Regions from separate parts of the Homo sapiens genome. Here region 2 is linked to region 1. Evidence: chromatin contacts called from ENCODE Hi-C data. All regions are on one chromosome and are shown on one strand. The core of a region is the stretch at or near the end of the contact, and the rest is flanking DNA. Distances in the headings are between cores, read along the strand shown.

The links. Hi-C counts contacts between places; a loop is a spot of excess contacts on that map. Pooled maps may share reads with other maps.
Region 2: a pooled map shows a loop between it and region 1 (4-fold over the local background). The contact joins the promoter of MZT1 here to the promoter of DACH1 in region 1. A Hi-C loop is called at or near these places in 1 of 37 single-sample maps with no recorded cell type and 4 of 50 pooled maps.

The regions. Positions count from the first base shown.
Region 1 is chr13:71,865,925-71,868,842 of GRCh38, reverse strand. It overlaps DACH1 (dachshund family transcription factor 1), which reads left to right and starts at 1,639. Exons shown (of 11, transcript NM_080759.6): 1 at 1,639-2,918. The coding sequence starts at 2,074.
Region 2 is chr13:72,726,206-72,729,520 of GRCh38, reverse strand. It overlaps MZT1 (mitotic spindle organizing protein 1), which reads left to right and starts at 1,892. Exons shown (of 3, transcript NM_001071775.3): 1 at 1,892-1,997. The coding sequence starts at 1,919. It overlaps BORA (BORA aurora kinase A activator), which reads right to left and starts at 1,598. Exons shown (of 12, transcript NM_024808.5): 1 at 1,514-1,598; 2 at 428-595. The coding sequence starts at 580. RefSeq lists enhancers at 1,317-1,366, 2,087-2,156 and silencers at 1,577-1,726, 2,250-2,431, 2,387-2,446.

The DNA of each region.
Region 1 (2,918 bases), core at 390-2,889:
AGGAAAGCCTCCTGATTTAACTGCTATGTCCCAAAAATTTTAGTATAATCATACACTAATTAGTCCATAGTGTCATATTTCTATTTTTCGGTAGACAGTTCCTGCACTATTTGACACTGCGATTCACAGAGTTCAAAGGCTTAAAATGATATAGAGAAATGTGATCATTTCAACACCAGAATGGCAAAAATTTTATTATAAAATTTCCCAACCCTGTGAACCTGCTACTAACAGTTTATTTTAAAAATCTGTCAAATGCTAAAGCATTGCTTCATATCTTATGAACTTACTGAACATGTGTGGACCGGTTCAAAGGCTAACTAATTGAAGATACTTGGAGACATGAGCAGCAAATAGATTTGACCCATATTCAAATGATATGTTAGTCAAAAATCCTTGAATAAATACTTCAGTGCAACAAGTTAGAAAAGAAAAGAAAAGGAAAGAGGAAGGAAAGGAGGAATAGAGTCAGTCTAAACTCAGCCTCATGTTGTTTTAAGCACAGCTACCCAAGTCTTTACAAGTCAACTAGTGAGCTTTGTTTTTGTTCTTCCCATTATTTACAAAACATATATTTACTGACAAATTGAAAAGGACTTTCCAAAACTACAGCAGCACTTTTCAAACATGAAAAAAAAAAAAAAAAAACTATTGTGTTGTCCAAAAAACACATTAGCAATTGGCTTTGGGTCTTAAAGGACATGAGGATAGTTGGTTACTGTGTAAGACAGGTGAATTAATTATAGAGTTTTGGGTAAGAAAACCCTTTTTCCACTTTCTAAATCTTCAAGGATACCTTATCTCCTTGATAGCTCTAGGTTTAACAGGTATTTCTGACTGGCTTTTGGGGAGACAGTGAAGTTATTCTAAATCATCCACATCAAGGCAAGCATTTCTTTCCACAACCTATTAGGAAATATGGAATTGAATACAGAGCTTTCCATTATTCTTAAGCGATTTCGGACTGACTTTCTTCTCACCACTTGAAAACTGTCCTGGAATTTTCACTATCTTTATATAAATAAATAATTTAGTAGAGAAATAAACAATCAGATGCAAAAGAACATTACGCTTTGCTTACATGTGAATTTTCCTCAAAATAATTTCTGAATAATCGTGAAGTGGGGGCTGTGTTTTCGTTTCTAGCTCATTGCCAAAACGCGTGGAGATGGATCCTAAATCCTGGAAGGAGAGAGCTCGGCGCGCTCAGGCTCCTCTTTAAGTTGGCGGGCGATTGTTTAGAAGCTTTGGAAAAAATTACCAGTCCCCGCGGACGAAATGGAATGTGAGACATGCAATCTAACGGTAGTAGTAGAAGAGAAGTAGATGATCTCCCTCTCCTTTTCCGATCGCCACTTCTGTGTCCCCGGCTTTTCCTCTCCGTCCCTCCCACAGTTTCTTTCCGTATCCTCCCCCTCCCCTCCTCCTTTCCTCGCACGCTCCCTCTCCAGTGTCTCGCGCTCTCGGAGTCTCTGCTCCGAGTTCCTGGTTGGATAATTTGGGTTAATACTAGTGAGTGAGGTTTTTGCGGCTTCAAAGGGTATTTCAAGTTTCCGGAGCTCCTCCCCTCTGCACCGTGTGACAACAACAACTCGTCCAGCCGGCAGCCTGCACTTTTCAGCTCATTTTCTCTCTGTCATTCCCCTCTCAATCTTTGATCAATGTACTTGCCAGGGAGAGCCCAAGTCCTTCAAACCTCCTCCTTTTCACCTTCATCCTTAACTTTGTGCTAGAGCGAGACCCACACAACAACAGCCGACCCTCCCCGCCCCACCCCCACCCCCAAACCAGCCCTCGATCCCAGCCCCCGGAGAGGACTCGCATTTCGACTTGCGGGACACTTTTGTGCGTTCCTCTCCAGAGCGCCTCTCGTGCTCGCCCCTCTTGCGCTCGCTCTTTATTACCTTCACCTCCTTTTCTCCCCCTTCTCTCCCTTTCTCCTTCTCGTTCTCTCCCGGAGTTGTTGTTGCCCCCCTCGCTCCTTCTCCCCCCTTTTTTCCCCTTCCCCTCCCGGGGGTGTGTGGCAACTTTTCCTCTCGCTTCTCCTCCGTCTGTTTCCCCTTATATGTGACCATGGCAGTGCCGGCGGCTTTGATCCCTCCGACCCAGCTGGTCCCCCCTCAACCCCCAATCTCCACGTCTGCTTCCTCCTCTGGCACCACCACCTCCACCTCTTCGGCGACTTCGTCTCCGGCTCCTTCCATCGGACCCCCGGCGTCCTCTGGGCCAACTCTGTTCCGCCCGGAGCCCATCGCTTCGGCGGCGGCGGCGGCGGCCACAGTCACCTCTACCGGCGGCGGCGGCGGCGGCGGCGGCAGCGGAGGCGGCGGCGGCAGCAGCGGCAACGGAGGCGGCGGTGGCGGCGGCGGCGGTGGCAGCAACTGCAACCCCAACCTGGCGGCCGCGAGCAACGGCAGCGGCGGCGGCGGCGGCGGCATCAGCGCTGGCGGCGGCGTCGCTTCCAGCACCCCCATCAACGCCAGCACCGGCAGCAGCAGCAGCAGCAGTAGCAGCAGCAGCAGCAGCAGCAGTAGTAGCAGCAGCAGCAGTAGCAGCAGCAGCTGCGGCCCCCTCCCCGGGAAACCCGTGTACTCAACCCCGTCCCCAGTGGAAAACACCCCTCAGAATAATGAGTGCAAAATGGTGGATCTGAGGGGGGCCAAAGTGGCTTCCTTCACGGTGGAGGGCTGCGAGCTGATCTGCCTGCCCCAGGCTTTCGACCTGTTCCTGAAGCACTTGGTGGGGGGCTTGCATACGGTCTACACCAAGCTGAAGCGGCTGGAGATCACGCCGGTGGTGTGCAATGTGGAACAAGTTCGCATCCTGAGGGGACTGGGCGCCATCCAGCCAGGAGTGAACCGCTGCAAACTCATCTCCAGGAAGGACTTCGAGACCCTCTACAATGACTGCACCAACGC
Region 2 (3,315 bases), core at 643-3,142, 860 kb before region 1:
CTCCTTAAGGATTTGTGCCTAATGATCCTAACTTGTTCACAGTGTAATCCCTGCTTAGCACTGTATCTGACACATAGCAACACTCAAATAATGTTTGCCAAATAAGTGAGAACAGAATATTAGATGATGCAGCTTCTTCTCTAATGTATTAGTAGCTATATCGTCAACCACAGAATGTAGCTACACCCACAACTGCAGGAAGCTAACGTATGTTCTTGAACTTAAAAAAAAAAAAATCTTCTAGCTAACTTATTAACCTAACCACTAGATTATAATGAACACTACAATTTAAAAAAGTATATTGCAGCTATATATGCTCCATAATGTATTTCCTCCTTACCTTGTAAAGACAGATGTTTACATTTAAAATTATTTGTAATTACTTACATTTAAAATTAGTTGTAAACACTAGTCAGGAATAACTTACTGGTAATTTTGTTGATTTAAAAACAGAAGGACTGGCGAGAGTTTGTTCATGGAGATTAGAATAATCACTAGGACTTTCAAAAGGATTTAAAACAGGGATCCTTCCTGGAGTTTCTGGTGTTATTTGCATCTTTGATTCCTTGACATCTCCCATAGCACAGAGAGAAAACTAAAAAGAAATCAAGAGTATGCATGTTAAAATTACAAAGTCCCATAGATATTAATTTTAACTATTAAAATGTACTCGACAAATGTGTCACAAAAAACAACTCAAAACCTCACACTCTTGGGGCTATGATACAGCTTACAAAAAAAGTATCACATATAAATGTTCTCAACTGATCCTCGAAACAACCTTGAAAGCTATAGCAGTAACTTACTAGTGATATTATTTTGCGAAAGTATTAAGCTCAGAGAAGTGAAGTGGCTTATACGCAGCAATCAAATATGAATGAATTCAGATCTGCCTCTGAGGAAACTAAAGGTTACAACAGGCCCAGATCTCTTCTCAACTAAAGGACTTATAGCTACAATTTTTTTTAAATTCATCATCTCATGTCTCAACACTATGAACATTCTTCGGATACCCTATCCAACTACAGTTGCTATTAAACAATTCTTTGTAGCAAGCAGGTAAGAGATGAGGAAGCTTGTGCCTTTCTTGCACATGAGTCCTAGCCAGAGAAGTATGATTGACAGGGGCTAGGAAATTAACTGCCTGGGGTCCCCTTTCCTCCAAAAATCCTCCTTTCGCCAAGACCTCCCCTCCACCCCTCCCGGGATAGAAAGGGAGACTGCATTACTTGCAATCAAAGGAGGCTACAGAGGCTACACCTTGGCGGGGTGGGGTGGAAAAGAGTCTACTTCTGGAAGGTTGAGATGCAGCCGGCTTCCCTGGATGGAGTGCGAAGGAGGCGTCGCCCCCAACCCTACGTGGCCACTCTTTCTGGTGCCCCTCTCTTCCACACCTACTCCCTGACTGCTCCCATTCACCAGGGGCGAGCGGGCAGGCAAGTCAGGAGCTGGGAAAAGAAACCTCTCCATTCAGACAGGAGGAAAGGCCAGGGACCACAAAGAGCGTACCTACCGGTGCGTACAAAACGAAGCCCCCAGTACCGACTCCAGGGAGCTCCGGGGGCCAGGCCAGCTTCCACGACAGGCATAGACTCTTTAACTCCCCGCTTCCGCGCTGTCTTGGGCCAACCAGGGCACGGGGCTTGTGAGCGACTAGCCAATCGTGTCGTCCCGCCATCCGCGAACCAGCCAATCGCACGGAGGCCGCGTAGGAAATTCGAATGGCAACTCCTCGCTCCACGTTCCGCGCAGAGGAACGTGGCTCCAAATTCAAATCAACGCAGCCTCACGCCGGCGGCGAGCGCGAGGGGCGGAGCCTGCCCGGCGTGGGCCGAGACGCGCTGTGTGATTGCCTCGGAGAGAGGAAGGCGCTCCAGTTCCGGGTCAGGCCCTTCTCCCGCCTCCCTCGGCCTTAGCCATGGCGAGTAGCAGCGGTGCTGGGGCGGCGGCGGCGGCCGCGGCGGCGAATCTGAATGCGGTGCGGGAGACCATGGACGGTGAGTTTCCGTTGCGCTCCCTTTACCTTGCGTGCCTTCCCAGAGCCAAGGCCCCCAGGCGGGAATGAGCCTGGGGAGGACTTCAGGTCCCCTTAGTGCCCCAAACGGCATCTTCCAAGATCTTTGGTAGGGACCTGCCAGGGCCGCAGGGCTGATGGCCCTATCCCTTGAGAGTTGTCTCCGCCGCTGCGTAGTTTGTCGCGCGCGCTAGGCGTTGCGGCCCCTAGTCAGCCGGTTGCGCACCGCGTCCCTCTCGCGCGAATGCCGCGCCCCCTCTATCCCGCATCCCAGGTCCGCCCTACCCGCCCGATCTCCTGCGGTGACAGCGTCACGCCCACCCCACCCAGTACACCCGTTCCCTCCTGCGTGCCGCGTCCCACCCGATTCCCGCCCGGGGCGCTTCGGGGGTCCCCAAGGTTGGGATCCCGGCGGGGACAGGGGCCAGGTGTTTGGTCACCGCTATGCCTCCTGTTCTTCGCACTTAAGTAGGCACCTTTAATATCCGGCGAATGAACAAGTTCCCCTTTGGTCATAATTATCCTAGTTTCCTCTTGAAGCGGGTGACACCAGTGCCCAAGTGCTATGGTGTCGCCTGTTTTCGGCCCCGGAGGCACGTGTGTGTGAAGCCTACACAAGTGTTGCAGAACACGAAATTTGTGTCTTGCGGTTACCCTCTGTCTACCCTCTAATGTCGGTTCTGCCACTTTATGCCCCTGTGGTGAGCTTGGACTAGATACTTAAACATCATTGAGCCTGTTTAGTTTTTTTTTTTTTTTTTTCTGTAAAATAAAACCCTACCTCCAGGAGTTGTGAATATTTAAATAAGACAACCATGTAAAAACATATCAAAGATGATCAATTATTTTTATATTATTTCAGATGGCCTCTCTCTTGTAGTCTTCTTTCTTTGTCTCCTTTTTACTCACATCCACCTGTATTATGAGTGTTTGATCGATGTTGTTATTTGCAGTGGGCCTAGACGTTTTCCAGGGTCTACTCACGTCAGCTTCCGTCTCTGTTAAAAGATAACCCTATGAAATTCTCACTGCTGTATCTCTCTCTCCTTCACCGTAGGCTCTTTTTTTCTTTTTTGAGACACAGTCTTGCTGTAGTTGCCCAGGGTGGAGTGCAATGGCGCAACCTCGGCTCACTGCAACCTCCGCCTCCCGGGTTCAGGCGATTCTCCTGCCTCAGCCTCTGGAGTAGCTGGGATTACAGGTGCCCGCCAGAACACCCGGCTAATTTTTTGTATTTTTAGTAGAGACGGAGTTTCCCCATGTTGGCCAGGTTGGTCTCGAACTCCTGACTTCAGGTGATC